Regions from separate parts of the Homo sapiens genome. Here region 1 is linked to region 2. Evidence: chromatin loops called from intact Hi-C (ENCODE). Cell type or tissue: sigmoid colon. All regions are shown on one strand.

What was found. A loop is a pair of places that touch in the nucleus more often than their neighbours do. Peaks named below come from ENCODE experiments on the same cell type or tissue, not always from the same donor. Only the 100,000 strongest peaks of a DNase experiment are listed, where the experiment ranks them.
Region 1: it touches region 2 in a loop (8-fold over the local background); 12 of 110 quality-filtered maps call a loop at or near these places.

The regions. Positions count from the first base shown.
Region 1 is chr12:21,888,156-21,896,155 of GRCh38, reverse strand. ABCC9 (ATP binding cassette subfamily C member 9) reads left to right here. Exons shown (of 40, transcript NM_020297.4): 13 at 841-881; 14 at 1,982-2,124. Among named protein-coding and RNA genes, the nearest start is that of ABCC9, 49 kb to the left of the region's middle. RefSeq lists an enhancer at 3,490-5,019. In sigmoid colon, no CTCF peak of the experiment used is centred here; DNase peaks (open chromatin) are centred at 1,105 and 4,295.
Region 2 is chr12:21,769,115-21,777,114 of GRCh38, reverse strand. KCNJ8 (potassium inwardly rectifying channel subfamily J member 8) reads left to right here and starts at 2,409. Exons shown (of 3, transcript NM_004982.4): 1 at 2,409-2,569; 2 at 3,429-3,872. The coding sequence starts at 3,499. All of the region lies in intron 2 of KCNJ8-AS1 (KCNJ8 antisense RNA 1), which reads right to left. RefSeq lists silencers at 1,995-2,212, 3,526-3,820 and enhancers at 2,055-3,052, 3,053-4,051. In sigmoid colon, a CTCF peak has its summit at 3,723; DNase peaks (open chromatin) are centred at 2,214, 2,574 and 3,674; H3K4me3 peaks cover 2,869 bases; H3K27ac peaks cover 451 bases.

The DNA of each region.
Region 1 (8,000 bases), 120 kb before region 2:
GCACAATGTGCACATGTACCCTAAAACTTAAAGTATAATAAAAAAAAAAAGAAAAGTAAAAAAAAAAAAAAAAAAAGAAAATTAGATTCTAGCTTCTCACTCTGCTGTTGCCTGGCTCTGTTACAAACAATTCACTTTATCTTTGGTTTCTTGGTTCCTAAAATTCTATAGTTTATGACTGTATGACTATAAATCAACAACTTGGCTTTTTATTTTTACTGTTACTTCCAAACACTAGTATTTCAAGCTAAAATGTGAGTTTTTCTTATTTCAACTAGGCATATCATGCTGATCCAGTGACAGTTAAATATATTCCAGGAGAGATATTTAGACACGCAGAGAGTCCAGGATATGGAGTTATTTTATTAACTGAAAGGGCCATAAATGAATATTAATAACACTGCTGGAAAGAGAACTCGAAGTGATGTCAAGTTCTTGTTTTTAATCTGTGTAATAACCTGATTTCACATATTTAAATTAGTTTAGTGGACTAAACAAAAGATAGACTGTAACCCCTCTGTAGAATACACATTTGTAAATTCTAATAATTTTTATCATTAAAGGATGATTTTATATGGATTCTTTTGTTTGTAACATTTCATAAGAAAAAAATTCAATAAAGAAAAACAGAAACTGGTTAAGACTAATGTATGGGAACTCATAAAACTGCACACAAGTAGATATTAACTGGTAAATGTTTGTGGACTCCAGACAAAATGACATTTAATACTCTTTGTCCTTCCTGTCTTCAAAGAAAGTTAAAGCAATAATAGATGATTAAAGTTACTGAAAATGTTTTCACAGTTCAATGAAACTAATGCATTTTATTTCTTTCCACAGTCTTCATGAATGCAGCAATTCCCATAGCAGCTGTTCTTGCTGTAAGACACTTTTTCTCTCTTTTAGAAATGAAACCAAGTCAGTGTTTATAAATGATTTATGAGCAAGAATGTGTGGGTAGTAATATATATTACCTCACCTCTGTGACTTCTCTCTATGGCAGTCTCCATTGCAAGAGTTCTAATCCAGGGTTTCTCAGTAAAGACACTATGGACATTTTGAGCCAAATAAATTTTGTTCTAGGGGCTGCCCTCTGTGTTAGGACGTTTGGCAGCATCCCTGGCTTCTAGCTACCAGGTGCCAGTAGCAACCTCAGTTACAACAATCAAAACATTGCCAAATGTATGCTGGTACATTTGCAAACATTGCAAAATGAACAGCGGTTGGGAATTAACTGTTCTAATCTCAACGATCTGGTTCCCAGATACTCTTACAACAAGATGGAGCTAGATCAATAACCAGAAAATCTTAAATAATTGCATTATATTTCATACTAAAATGACAAAATCGGCAACTGGTATTATTTGTAGAAATGTAATTAGCTGAGCATGATGGCGCATGCCTGTAGTCCCGGCTAACTGGGAGGCTGAGGTGGGAGGATCACCTGAGCCTGGGGAGGTCGAGGCTGCAGTGAGCCATGATCACGCTACTACACTCTAGCCTGGGCAATGAAGTGATACCGTGTCTCAAAAAAAAAAAAATGGAAGTAAGTCTTCTTTGGATATTAATGCTGACAGTTTTAGTAAAGATCCACAGTGAGGACCCCAAAACAACAGAACATTCTTTTTTCTCCCGGAGTATTTAGTATTGCTTGGAAAGGGCTTGACTGGTTGTTGAAAACTCTGGGTTCTCCATCCCTTTATTCCCCCTACTTAGCAATCTGACAGGGTCAATTACCTAACCTGTAAGTAGAATTTTTTTCTAACTTTCTCATAAGTTTGCCACTATAATTGCAGGTAAGCCTTTCAGGACTTACCAAAAGCAAGTATTGTTTTAATTAGGGAGTTTTGGATGAAGTCATTGTTATCATAGTTACAATGGACATACTGGCATAGCAGAATATGTTAGGTTTCTAGGACTGAATGTACGCATGTGTGACACTTTTTCCAGCTTTCTCTAAAGAACTCCTTTCTTTGCACAGACATTTGTGACCCATGCGTATGCCAGTGGAAACAATCTGAAACCTGCAGAGGCCTTTGCTTCACTGTCTCTCTTCCATATCCTGGTCACACCACTGTTCCTGCTCTCCACGGTGGTCAGATTTGCAGTCAAAGCCATCATAAGGTATGCACTGAAGTGTCTGGCATTTTTTGCTTATTGATAATAGAAATGACGTGTGCTAATAGGAGTATTTGAAAAAATATAAAAAAGAACATTAAAATCACTGCCAGGAGACAACCATTGTTAAAATTGTGGTATGCTACTTTTCAGTCTTTTATTTATTTCATGTAAAAATAATTTTTCAAAACAAAAATTTTAAATTTATCTAGCATTTTTCTCCTGATTACACTTTTTTTTATTATTCTCCCTTCATTTAAGTTTTATAATACCCCATGTTTACTGACTATGCAATATTCTATGTTGGAAATATTCTAATTTATTTAACAATTACCTTTTAATTGAACATTTAGAATGTTTCTATTTTCTCCCTAACATAAATAACATTGAAGTTCACGCATCTCTGTTTATCTGTAAACTTTTCTCTGATGATTTTCTCAGGTTGGATTTCTAGAAGTGGGGATACTAGTTCTAATAATATGCACATCTTTGAGGTCCTTGATGAATATGTTGCTTTCCACTGAAGTGGTGGTAGGTCAAAGAGGGCACACATTTTTAAGATTTTTAAAAATGAATACAGCCATAATGTTTTCCACTAAAGCTGTGCCAGTTTATATTGGCAACAATAGTGACAGAGAATGTTCACATCATCACATTTACTATTTTAATTTTAGTTTAATCTGGAAAAAAATCCAGGCTTAAAGTCTCTGAAAATGGTTAAGAATTGTAAAACCATTTTGTATTTTGCTCATTTAAATATGCTTCTATAGTGTTTCCAACCAGTGCAGATTTTGTCTCTTTATAATATCTCATAATGCACAGCTATAAAAATAGATGTGATATAAGACCATTTTTCCACCATTTTTACTTATAAAAATGTGTTACCAAACTAGATGATACACTGCCTATACGACAGTCTATATGTCTTATGCTCCCATAAATAAGGCACTCTTAAAAAGGAATTTTTCTTTTTAGATATATGCTCTTTATAAACCTATAAAACCTCAGAATGCTTTGTAAACAATCATTATCATATTTATATCTGGCTTTTGAAAGAAGTGCCAAGATGTCGCAATATTGAAGAAAAATTGGAAAATTGAGCCTTTAAATATATGAAGTATCATGTTGCAATTGACGGAAACATAGAACATCATTTGTAAGACTTTTAAAATGAGATAATTGTGCTGGTGTCTATATCTTACTGAGAAAACTAGAATTTATTATTCAAAATACCAGAATCTTCAGTTTTAAGCCAATAGTTTGCATTTGCTTAACAATCACTTAATGCCCAATAAAATTAAAATGCATATAAATCATCTTATAAACCAAATTCTTACAGAATATGATAGTGTAACATAGTTTCAAAGTTAACCTCTGAGACATTCATTAACAACCAGTTCTAGAGCTGTTAGTGTCTAGAGCTCAAGCCTTCTGGCCACATCTGCCCTCATTTTCTTATTGTTCTGCCTTCTGAAACACTTGTCCGGATCACTGACTACTTTTTGTAGCACCACTTCCAAATTAGGCAGTGCTCTGGAAGGGAAGCTACTTCAAACAATAAAATTGATAAATGGCCAGAGTCTGCTATTTTGGTCCTTATTTTCATTTTCTCCACTCAGCAACTGTCCCTTTCATGGTTACACTTTTATTTGAAATTTGACTTTGTACTACAAGTGGAGATAGAAAAGCAGTTGATAACTTGCAATAGATAACACCTCTGAAATCAGGAGGTTACCAAATATTAAAAGGACTTTGACTTGATTAAAAAAAAATGAAAACAATCTAGGGGTGTCCCTCCAATCCATGGTATACAATTCCGTGGTAATAAATCCTAGTACAGTGGAGGATGGATATCCCTGTATATTTCTGCACAGCACTCTCCCTTCTGCACATCTCATGGAAAAGACATTTGCCAGTTTGATAAAGACCAGTCTTTCTTCAGGGCTCAGTTCCAGATTTCCCAAGCCATAGGCCAAACAGAATCTGCTTATAAAAGCCTGATTCTCTCAAATGAGTTTCAGTGGTTGAATTGCAGGTCCTACAGAGATGACTGGTAAGCAGAGAACATTAATCCTTTTTCCCACTGTGTGCTAGTTCTGGGAACCCAAATAAGTGCTCTCCCAGTGTTGATTGGACTTAGAGCATTTTCTTCTGTGCCTGGGAAGCCGTGACCAACCTTTAGTGCCAGTTGGCCCACAGTGAGTTGAGCAGCCTGTTTATAATCGGAGACTTTGGTCAGCTGATTTTGAAATCTCCTCTTCAGGAACTGTGGAAATTCTAAATCCCTCACTGCAATCTTAAATACATTTAGAAACTTGGTGGGTTAGAATGGGATAAAGCACACTGTCAAACTTGTGCTATACATGCATGTAAGAGACTTGTAAACTTCTCTACCGGAGGAGAATTCCATACCATGTTCAATTCTTGGTTCCAAAACAATTCTATGCTTTCTTTTAATAAGGTTTGGCTTATTAGCCAAAGTGGGCTTCATGGCATTCAATGGCTGAGACCTGTATATACCTCATAAAATGGAAGAATGAGGCAGGTGTGATTCAGATTGTCTCCTCACACCCCCCAGCACCCAACACCATTTGATTTTTCTGGACATTTTATGATGAAGTGTTCTTGTCTACTTTCACAAAACAGAATAATGAAAAGTAACTATTATCTAAAATAATAAAATGCTCGAAGAAGAGTGATTTCTTTTTTAGAATGCTTGCCTCACTTCTCCACTTTGTATGTTACAAATCTCCATTTCACCGTCTTACCACCATTTTACTCATCTCTACCCCAAGCCTCAGAGCATCTTCTGTGGATGTGCATTCATTTATTGATACAGGTACATTGCTAGGCATTAAGAATTCCAAAGATAAAAGACTGAAATCTGCAGGGAGTCCACAGCCTAGTTAGACAGACCAGGAAGGGAAACTAATTACTGTATGGTGGGTTATGGTGTTATAAAGCTATACAAAGAATGCTATGGCCCATAATGGCCATCCTTGAAGTTTTTGAGAGAGAAGGGAAACTATCTGGTCAGTAAAGATTTTTTTTTTTAAATTTTATTATTATTATACTGTAAGTTTTAGGGTACATGTGCACAACGTGCAAGTTTGTTACATATGTATACATGTGCCATGTTGGTGTGCTGCACCCATTAACTCGTCATTTAGCATTAGGTATATCTCCTAATGCTATCCCTCCCCCATCCCCCCACCCCACAACAGTCCCCAGTGTGTGATGTTCCCCTTCCTGTGTCCATGTGTTCTCATTGTTCAATTCCCACGTATGAGTGAGAACATGCGGTGTTTCGTTTTTTGTCCTTGCGATAGTTTGCTGAGAATGATGGTTTCCAGTTTCATCCATGTCCGTACAAAGGACATGAACTCATCATTTTTTATGGCTGCATAGTATTCCATGGTGTATATGTGCCACATTTTCTTAATCCAGTCTATTGTTGTTGGACATTTAGGTTGGTAAAGATTTAAAGGAGGTAGTGACTCTTTCATAGAATCCTTAAAAATAGGTAAGACTTGGCAAGTTGGAGAAAAAATGTAAAACATGTTTTAACAGCAGGAGCAGTATATTCACAGGGAAGAAGTGGGTAAGTAGGTGAGAAATCTTGGTATCTTCAGGAGATTAAAAGTAGTTCAGTGTCATTGGAGGAAGGGTTCTGATGTGGGAAGTATCAAGGCATGAAGCTCGAGAGTAAACTCCTGAGCAGCTTTTAGACGATGCTAAAGATGCTGAAAGGCAACCGGATGCCAGTTGTCACTTTAAGAAGCGGGTCATTACATGCACAGATTTGCATTTTAAAAATATAAACCTGGAAGCATGGTGGAAATTACTTCACCCTTGGTCAGGATTTGTGCATTTTCCATAATTGTTTTACCTCTGTGATTTCTGAAAGGACCTCGTATGAATAGAAAATGCTTTTCGTATTACCCATTTATTATTTCATCAGACATTTCTTTAGGAATTACCATGCTATATTTTAGGCATTGGGATAGATTCTAAAGATGAAAATCTTTGCTGCTAACGAGTTCACAGTCTAGTGGGAGAGATAGACATGGAACAAACAACAACAATGACAAAACATCAGTGCTGGAGATCCTCAGCCAGAGAGCCTAGAATGACTGGGGACATGGGAGGGGAAGGGAAGTAAGAGGTTCACAGATAGGTTAGTATTGGCATCCATTGATGGTCCTTGTCATTGATGTTTCAAAGTGGGGTGTTAAGAAGAGAGAATGTCGTCCCCATTCTCAATCAAGGTCAGGGACCATTGCTTCCAATGCTCAGGAAGAGTGGGGCTCATTTATTCCATAAAAGCTTTGAGTCTATACTGGAAAGATTCGTGATTTGTATCTATACTAGAAATGGGAATGGAGAATTGAACCAACCAACTTTACTTAATGTCAGAATCATTGATTTATTCCTTCTTTGATTTATTGAACAAACATTCCTTGAATGACATGTGCCAGGCATTGCTAGATTTGGAATTATAAAGGCAGATGAGACTGGCTTCTCCACTTTGTTTTTTTGTGCAGAGACATAGTGTGAGATTGTTTAAAGGTATTCCTTTGATTGACAGAGCTGCGCTTCTTAAAATCAAATCTTTTCAAAACATAAGAACAGAATGACAATTACAATCTGTAAAAGTGAAGAAGAAATAACTGCCATTTAAGAGGAATAAAATAATGTTTCATAACGCATTTATAACACTGTTTTTCAAGTCTATGTGGTCAGACTTTGCTATCAAAGACTCAAAGAAAGTGTATGAACTGAAGCTCTTCCTAAATAATTACCTCTTTTAGTTCTCTGCAAGTGCAATTTGACAGCTAATAGATTGCCTCAATGGATTTTCGTCTTCCATCATGTTTCTATGGCATGCAAAGCCAAAACACTTAAAGATCATGGGCAACAGACTAAATTAAATTTACCTTTTTCTCATTTTGTTATTGTGTCACAAAAAACAAGTTCTGAAGACTTGTCTGGAGGAACTTGACTATAAGTTCAAATAAAATTTTTAAAAAAGAAACCATTTATTTCATACATATATTTTCTAGTTTCCTATCAAAGGCAATACCTCCCCTGTAGTTGCTGCTGCATGTGCCAAGTTAAGTTTTCCCACTTGCTGCATCCTAGCTTGCCAAAAGGAGCACTTCTTTTCCTTTGCAACTTCACTGAATTTCCTTTTGTATATTATTTTATTTCTAGGATGATGTTTACAAAGCATATTATCATTTTCTTTGTTTTACTTATTTATTTTTGCTCCTGATCCTATGACACTGGTTTGAGAAAATTAGAATGGGTAGAGTAGATGAGCCAAGGAGTCTTGTGCCCAGCCTAAGGAGGTCACATTAAAGAATGTTGGCAAACCAGTCTTCTAGAGCAGGGCCTCTCAAATGGTGTTTATAAAGTGCCTCTGAGTATTGGTCAAATACATAATGTGATTCGTATTTGGAGGCAGGGCTGAGATTTTCTGTTTTTAATAAACTCCCAGTTGATGCTGATGCTGGTGGTCCTTGGCTGAAACTTTTGAGCAGCAAGACTCTAGAGTCCCCTCTCCTTGCCAGGTTCAGAAAATGTGAATCATGCATAGTGCTTAAGCAAGATACACAGTGGCCAAGGATTCCAGATCCTTGCATATTACATGCTAAATGGTTTTAGGCAGGTTACTTAGTTTCTCTGTACGTCACCTCCCCATCATTTGTAAAACTAGAATACTAAGAGGACTTTCCTCATTAGTGTTATTTTTAACCACCCTGTTCCAAGTTCCTAAACAACTTCACTATTTTTGACAAGGAATATAATTGCAAAAAAAATGCAAAGAAGGTTCTGTTGAATTTAGGGTGACAAGTGGTCCTGATTTTTCTGACATTTTT
Region 2 (8,000 bases):
CACAGTACTTCAGCTCTTCTCATTCCAATTTTCTTATTATTTTTCTGTTACTATGATAAACATCACAGTCACCTCTGACTTTTCCCTTTTCCAATATTGACTCTGTATAACATTCCTTTTGTATGTATTTGTATAGTGCCCACTGATGTTACCTATTAGCCCAAGACCTCATTCCTTCTCTAATTAATGTAACAGTTTCCAGCACCCTCTTCTGCCAGTTACAGAATTTTGGAGCCCAGAGGGACTATACTCAAGAAATGCAACCCTTAAAGCCATTATATTCTCTGCTTCTGGATCAATCCTCTTAAAACAGGCTCTTATTGTGTAGTTTTCTGATCAAAATCTTTCCATGGCTTACCACTACATACTGAGGACTCCTCAGCTTCTTTTGTTGAGCATTTAAGGCTGTCTATGCATTTTTTAAGGCCCCAATATGCTTTTTCAACTTTGTATTTTTCATTCATTGATTCAAAAATATTTTTTGAGCCCATTTATAATTTAAATGGTGCTAGGGCCTTGCTACAAAGATGAACAAGTCACAGCCTTGCCCTCTAGCAGTCCCCAGTTTAAGGGAGGGGGTACAGGAGTGGTGGGAATGGGTGTGACGAGTACATGAAAATCTCATTAAGTATTGAGAGTAGGTGGTAACAGCGCCTGCCCAGGGAGCACTGAACTCAAGTGTCCAATCCTGCTGTGTAGCCAACTTGGCTTCATCAATGCTGACGTGGGCTGTCTTTTCTCTGCTTTTCTGTATACCCTAAATATATCTAGGCTTACAAAGCCTAGATCAGATGCCAAATAATCCATGGATTTTTCCTTAGTCTCCTACTCTTAAATATCTCTCATTTGAATTCCCATGACATTTTAAAATTTCCTTTCCTATTCTAATCACATCCCTGCTTGTATTAGAGAATATCTCTCTTACTACAACTGTCTGCCTCTTAAAAGCAACAACTATGACATATATTTATATATCTCTAGACACATAAACCTAAAAAAAGCTTACAAAGGTGTTCAGTAAATGTTCCCCAGGCTAAAATAATGAATAATAATGTGTACAAAGTCAAAGGTAAAATAGAACAATGGCGGGAATTGACTATACAAACTGATTCTTCATAGACTTGTAAAACTATTATACTACATAAATTACTGCAAAAATTAATGACAGTAGAAAGGAGGACTACCACTAACAAACTAGGATCCTGGGCTTACAGGGGTTAAGGAGATCTAACCACAAGGAGAAAAAAAAAGTTCTTAATTTGCCTTCATTAAAGACTAATTTTAGGTCTTTGGCTAATTAAATGAATACATTGTTTATGCTCCATACACTTTCGGCTCGAGTCTTGGAAAATACGTGGAACTTCCAAGAATTAAAGTTTCCATTAACGCAAGTGCCAAAATCAGGAGGCTTGACCTGTGGGAAAAAGCACATTTGTCTTCGCTGGCTCCTTTTCAAAAAGCTATAGATGTTTATTGTATAACCTTTTTTGTGCGCAAATGCTGTTTTATCATTCAGACCCATCTAGACAGAGGAAGAAGCTGCAACATTTCAGAAAGCAACCAATTACTGAGGACCGAATGACCTGGCCTTATCAGCGCTGAAGTGTTAACGGCCGTCCCTGTTTGGGGTAAAATTTCTTCATTGGGAGCCAGTCAGTGGTTTCTTTTTTTCTTTCTTTTCCTTAAGGGGCCGGGGGTGGTGGGGGGCAGTCGCTGTTTTGAGGTGTGTGTGTGTTTAATTCCCTGAGAACTGGCTTTGGCTGGTGAAGAAATACTTTACTATAGTGGGTTTCAGAACATCTTCCACCTGTATCTCTCCTAGCAGGTGGAAATTTAATGTAAATAATTGTGTGTGCCCACAGCTTGAACGCTTTGGAAGAATATTTTCTGACCTCTCTGCTTTTATTCAGTCCGAAGTAGCCCAGTTATCATGAAGTAGCCCAGTTATCTACCTAGATTACAAAATAAAATTAAAATTAAATCTCCTTACGTCAGTGAACTTGGAGTCAGAAAGTTCTCTCCCCTGAGCAGAGAGCCTTTTAAAGACTTGTGTGTCACGCTGGCGGCAGGGGGTCGCGGCTACTGGAAAGGAGCTGGCTCTGCAGGTCCCGCCCTCCCCCGGGTCGTCCCTCCCTCTGGCCTGCTCCCTACCTCCCGGGGACTTGCGCTCGCCCCCTCCCCGCCCGCCCCCTACTCCGCGACAACGTCGGCTTCCGAGGTCTGGCGTGCGTCAAAGCCCTAACTGGGAGGCTGATTTGTGGAGCATCGCCCCCCCGCCCCCGCCCCCCCAGTCCCTCCTCCTTCCACTGAAGTGGCCAAGGGAGTTGAGCTGAGCAGGGGGAGGGGAAGATCTACACCCATCCCCCTTCCTCTAGCCCTCCCTGCGTTTAGATTCAGTTGCACCTTTTATTATTTTAACTCTTCTCCTTAGGACACGCAGCCCCCAATTTGTCCCTCCGGCCTGGGCGGCCCCTGGTCCCGCGCGCCAGCATGGGAGAGCGAGGGACCTGCCCGCGGCCCGCCGGCGTGTGCAAGGAGGTCCAGCCGCCGCGCCCGCTACCCGGAGTCTGTAAGTTTCAAAGCTGCTCCGGGGGAGCGGAGGGGGGAGGCTGTCCGTGTTCCCGTAAATGATTTAAAATGCAAAACACCGCAGAGGCTTGCAGTGATGGATGGACTTTTCGGGGCACACTCCCTACTGCAACCCGCAGGCTGTTGTCTTGGGTTTTTTCCCCCCCGCACCTTGTATATTTGATTCCTTCGTTGTAAAAAAAAAAAAAAAAAAAAGTTTTCAATTTATAATATTATGATTTCCACAGGAACCTTTTTAACTCTTTTTAGATGCAACTCATACTTCTTTCGCATTTAAAATAATTCTTATAACTTATAAATTCTATAGCACACCACTTATTATAATTTTGTCAGATTACACGTTATTTAGACTGCGCAAGGAGTCATGGCCTTTGCTTACTTCTAAAAATAACGGAGGAAGAATTTTCTCTCTTTACTTTTAATATTGCTACATCATCTAAGTACTTTAATAAGTAGATCGTGCACCCAACTGGTCTTAATCTTCATGACTGACGCCACGTGCTGTAGCCTTGCACTAATTTACAGACGCGGTTAATCGCAGAGAATTATCTTTGAGCCTGCTGTTTACCGGAAGGCTCCTGGTTTTGTTTAACTAAGGCTATGTCCATATGTACTCAGAATAAGAAAAATTGAAACAGTTCTTTTTATTAAAACCAAGTAATTTTTCTGAGATCCCAGAACTCAAGCACAAGCTAGATTCATGTTTGGGTTAGTAAAAATCACATTTTTGGTTTTGCATGTCACCTCGCACATGTACAGACATATCCTTGAATACAAGGACCCAAGAGGTGAGGATAGGGTGGGTTTTTAAGTTTTTAATAAATGTTTCCCTCGTGCAGGAGGACGGGTGTCCAGGGACGGAGAGGCAGGTGAGAGGGAGGTGGCTAAGCTGGCTATGGTGACAGGACGATGTTGGCCAGAAAGAGTATCATCCCGGAGGAGTATGTGCTGGCGCGCATCGCCGCAGAGAACCTGCGCAAGCCGCGCATCCGAGACCGCCTCCCCAAAGCCCGCTTCATCGCCAAGAGCGGGGCCTGCAACCTGGCGCATAAGAACATCCGTGAGCAAGGACGCTTTCTACAGGACATCTTCACCACCTTGGTGGACCTGAAATGGCGCCACACGCTGGTCATCTTTACCATGTCCTTCCTCTGCAGCTGGCTGCTCTTCGCTATCATGTGGTGGCTGGTGGCCTTTGCCCATGGGGACATCTATGCTTACATGGAGAAAAGTGGAATGGAGAAAAGTGGTTTGGAGTCCACTGTGTGTGTGACTAATGTCAGGTAAGAATGTAGTGGGATGAGGCAGGGGTTGAAAACAGTAGAGAAAAAATGTCAAAATGCCCTTTCTCTTATCATTCTGTTATTTAATTGAAAGTGAAATAAAGGGTTTGTTTTAGAATCTTCAGAAACAAAAAAGCACAATAAAGAACAACACCTAACACAGTAAGTATTTTTTAAATGCAGCTTTATGGAGAAGAGTCTCTGAAAACCTGAGCTTCAGTCCTTTGGACTAGCCTTGAAAATGTTATACCAGTTATCAAAAAAAAATTGTAATTCAAAGGATTACACAGAGTGCTTTACTCCAAAAGCGCACACATTGAGTTCAGTATGAAAAAGCTGTTGTCCATAGTTTCAGTGCCCACAGGTAAATATCTCTGATCAACAAAAAATATTGTGCTAGTGGACATTTTTCTTGACTCTTCTAACCCATGACATTTTCAGAAATAATAAGAAAAAAATGGGAAGGCCCTAGGGGGAGAGTGTCCTAGATTAAAAATCTACTAAAAAATGAAATAAATATCATCCCTTCTTTATCGAGATTATCATAACATAGCTGATTGCTTGCACTGGATTCAGAAATTAAAAGTTATGCTAAGATTCAGAACTAGAAATTGCTAATTTTTAATGACAATTAGTCCAAAATTTTATGGAAGGGGTTATATAGAAGCAATTTAATTTTGTACTCTTCTTTCAAAGTTTAAATAGAATAGGGACAAGATAGTTCTTAGATTACCTAACTTTGGCTTCTTTCTCATATCATAAGTATCTCAAAGACAGGTAAATTGATTTCAGTGATTCACCTCTCTTGCTTTCACATGGTTTAAGAACATTTAGTTGAGGTGATTTCTTTGTTTTTTTCGGGGGGAGGTGGAAAGAGATAAATTATATCAATTACCAAGATGTTCACTGTGAAGCAAAAGAGTAGTAATAATACTGGAAAATTTTCCAAAACATTTTTAAAAGAACATTTTAAATTCACATAATTCACAAAGCAAAGAAACTTGAAAAAGCATTATGATACCAGGAAACTGTAAAGAATGGGACCTCTAGTGACCCTGAAACCTTATTAAGCTAGCATATCACTGCAGAAAGTGGACCCCAGACTGTGAACTTGTCCACCCTTCCATTTGCTAAGGAACTACAATGCCAGCCTTTCAAGGAGGAAGGCAGCATTAGTGCGCAGAGATCACACACCACAGATTTCAGCTCAAATTCTGAGCAGCAAAAACTGTATTGAATTGATCTATTGCTTTTAATATTGATTAGATATTATTTTCTTTTTTCAAACTTCTCACAAACTGTTGTCTCAAAGAAAATGCAGCTGGAAAACATAGATCATCAGTATACCAGATATAAAGAAAACACAATACTTAAAATATCCGTTAAAACGTTCAATAGATACTCTAAGATCAAATATCATTATCTATAATATATATCTTTAAGAAACTTACTGGCACTGATAATTGGTGAATCATTTTCATATCAAAATAAAGTTTTAATCTAAATTATATGATACTGATAAAAAGAGAAAAAAGAAATGGTAACAGCAAACCTTAAAAATCTTCATTCTCTCCCAATGAGAATGTAAAAGGTGACTAATAATAATTCTAATTCTTTGCATTTTTCCCTTTGTGAATTCAATGTCCAACCATATCACTAAAATTGGAAACAACATTTTTCATTGAATATTCACCAGTATTTCCAAATAATGTTTGACCATTCTTCTCTTAGGGTGACTCATTTTCTCCTCCATGTATTTTCTCCTGCAAGGAGTCTCTTTGACTCCATTTAATATGAGTCAAAAAATAGACCAATATATTTCCTCTTTCTCGATATTATCCAGCCTACCTCTTTCTGTAACAGAACAAAGAAACAGCTAAACACTTTTATCTCTTGAGATTGTTTAGCATAGCAAGTGTCAGTAAAAAGCTGGGTCTTGTACCATATGTAATATTTAGAATTCATAAACAATATACAAAATGTGGCTCATGAATAGTCTCTTAAACCATTAAAACAAACTATTTGGGATATTTATCATTAGACTGCTCTCTGAGGTATGGATACATTATCAGAAATCAGTGTTGTATCCATACCCCTTCTCTGGGGTCCATTTTTATTCTTGCCATGTTTTGGGGCTATACCAGATATCTTTTTGTGGGTAGTTAGTGCAATAGGCAATTACTGTAGTTTTCCATGAATCATTTTAGCAACAAAAGAGAAAGGCAACTTTCGCACTTCACTTAAAAGCTAATCAAAAGAATAATCCATGTATTCTTGCTTATCCCTCATAATTTTCTACCAAAGTGCACTGTACATACCAAGTACTCAAATGTTTAAACATTTTTCTCACCTGCTGTCTGTAGCATTAATAAATAGGTAATACTTTGAGAGATTGCTAATGTGTAGGCTTGTCTTCTATAAAGTTAGAGAAGTTTGAAATTGTGGTTGGGGGCAAAGATAGAACTAATATTGTTTCTATGAAGAAGCCACAGCAGTACTTGTTGTGAAATTAAGTGTTATAAATTGATAGTAACAAATGTGGTGCTTCCCATATGGGAGTAAATCAGAATCCCCTGAGAACTTTTCAAAAGCATCTTACCCAGATCCAACCTCAGCCTACCAAATCAATGTCTATTCACTAAGATAGGGAGTAGATGTGCAATTTGAAAAAGCTTCCCAAGAAAATCCTACAACTTCTTGGTTCCTTCCCTCTGCTTCTTTCACAGGATTAGGCCAAAGTGAGAAAATTCAAGTTAGTATAATATTAATTACAGGTATACCTTAGAGATATTGCAGTTTTGGTTCCAGACCATTGCAATAAAGCAAATATCAAAATAAAGACAGTTACACAAACCTTTTGTTTCCCAGTGCATATAAAACATTTATATTATATTGTAATCTAGTAAGTGTGTAATACCATTATGGCTGAAAAATATACATATCTCAATTCAAAAAATATTTTAATGCTAAAAAATGCTAATGTTCATCTGAGCCTTCTGCAAGATGTGGTCTTTTTGCTGGTGGAGGGGCTAGCCTTGATATTGATGGCTGCTGATTGATCTGGGTAGTGGTTGCTCAAGGTTGGGGTGGCTGTGGCAACTTCTTAAAATATGACAATGAAGAGTTTGCTGCAACAATTGACTTTTCTTTTCACAAAAGATTTATCTGTAATGTGTGATGCTGTTTGATAGCATTTTACCCACAGTAGAACTTCTTTCAAAACTGGAGCTAATCTTCTCAAAACCTGCCACTGCTTTATCAACTAAATTTATGTAATCTTCTGAATTCTTTGTTGTCATTTCAACAGTGTTCACAGCATCTTCACCAAGAGTAGATTCCATCTCAAGAAACCACTTTGGTTGCTTGTCCAGAAGAAGCAACTCCTCATTCATCCAAGTTTTATCATGAGATTGCAGCAATTCAGTCACATCTTCAGAATGCCCTTGTAATTCTAATTCTCTTGCTATTTCTACCACATGTGCAGTGACTCCCTCCACTGAAGTATTGAACCCCTCAAACTCATTCATGAGAATTAGAATGAACTTCTTCCCAACTCCTGTTAATGTTAATATTCTGACCTCCTCCCGTGAATCACAAATGTTCTTAATGGCATCTAGAATGGTGAATCCTTTCCAGATGGTTTTAAATTTACTTTGCCCAGCTCCATCACAGGACTCACTATCTATGTCAGCAATAGCCTTATGAAATGTAAATTTCTTAAGTAATAGGCCTTAAAAGTCGAAATTACTCCCTGACTCATGGCTGTAGAATGGATGTTGTGTTAATAAGCATAAAAACAGCAATCAACTCCTTCTACATCTCCATCAGAGCACTTGAGTGACTAGGAGCATTGTCAATGGGCAATAATATTTTGGAGGAATCTTTTTTTCTGAGCAGTAAGTCTCAGCAGTGGGCTTCAAATATTTAATAAATCATGCTGCAGACAGATATGCTGTCCTCTAGCCTTTATAGTTCTACTTATAGAGCATAGGCAGAGTCAATTTAGCATAATACTTTGGGGCTCTACGATTTTCAGATTGATCAATGACCATTGGCTTCAACTTGATGTTACCAGCTGCATTAGTTCCTAACAAGAGTTAGCCTGAACTTTGATGCTTTGAAGCCAAG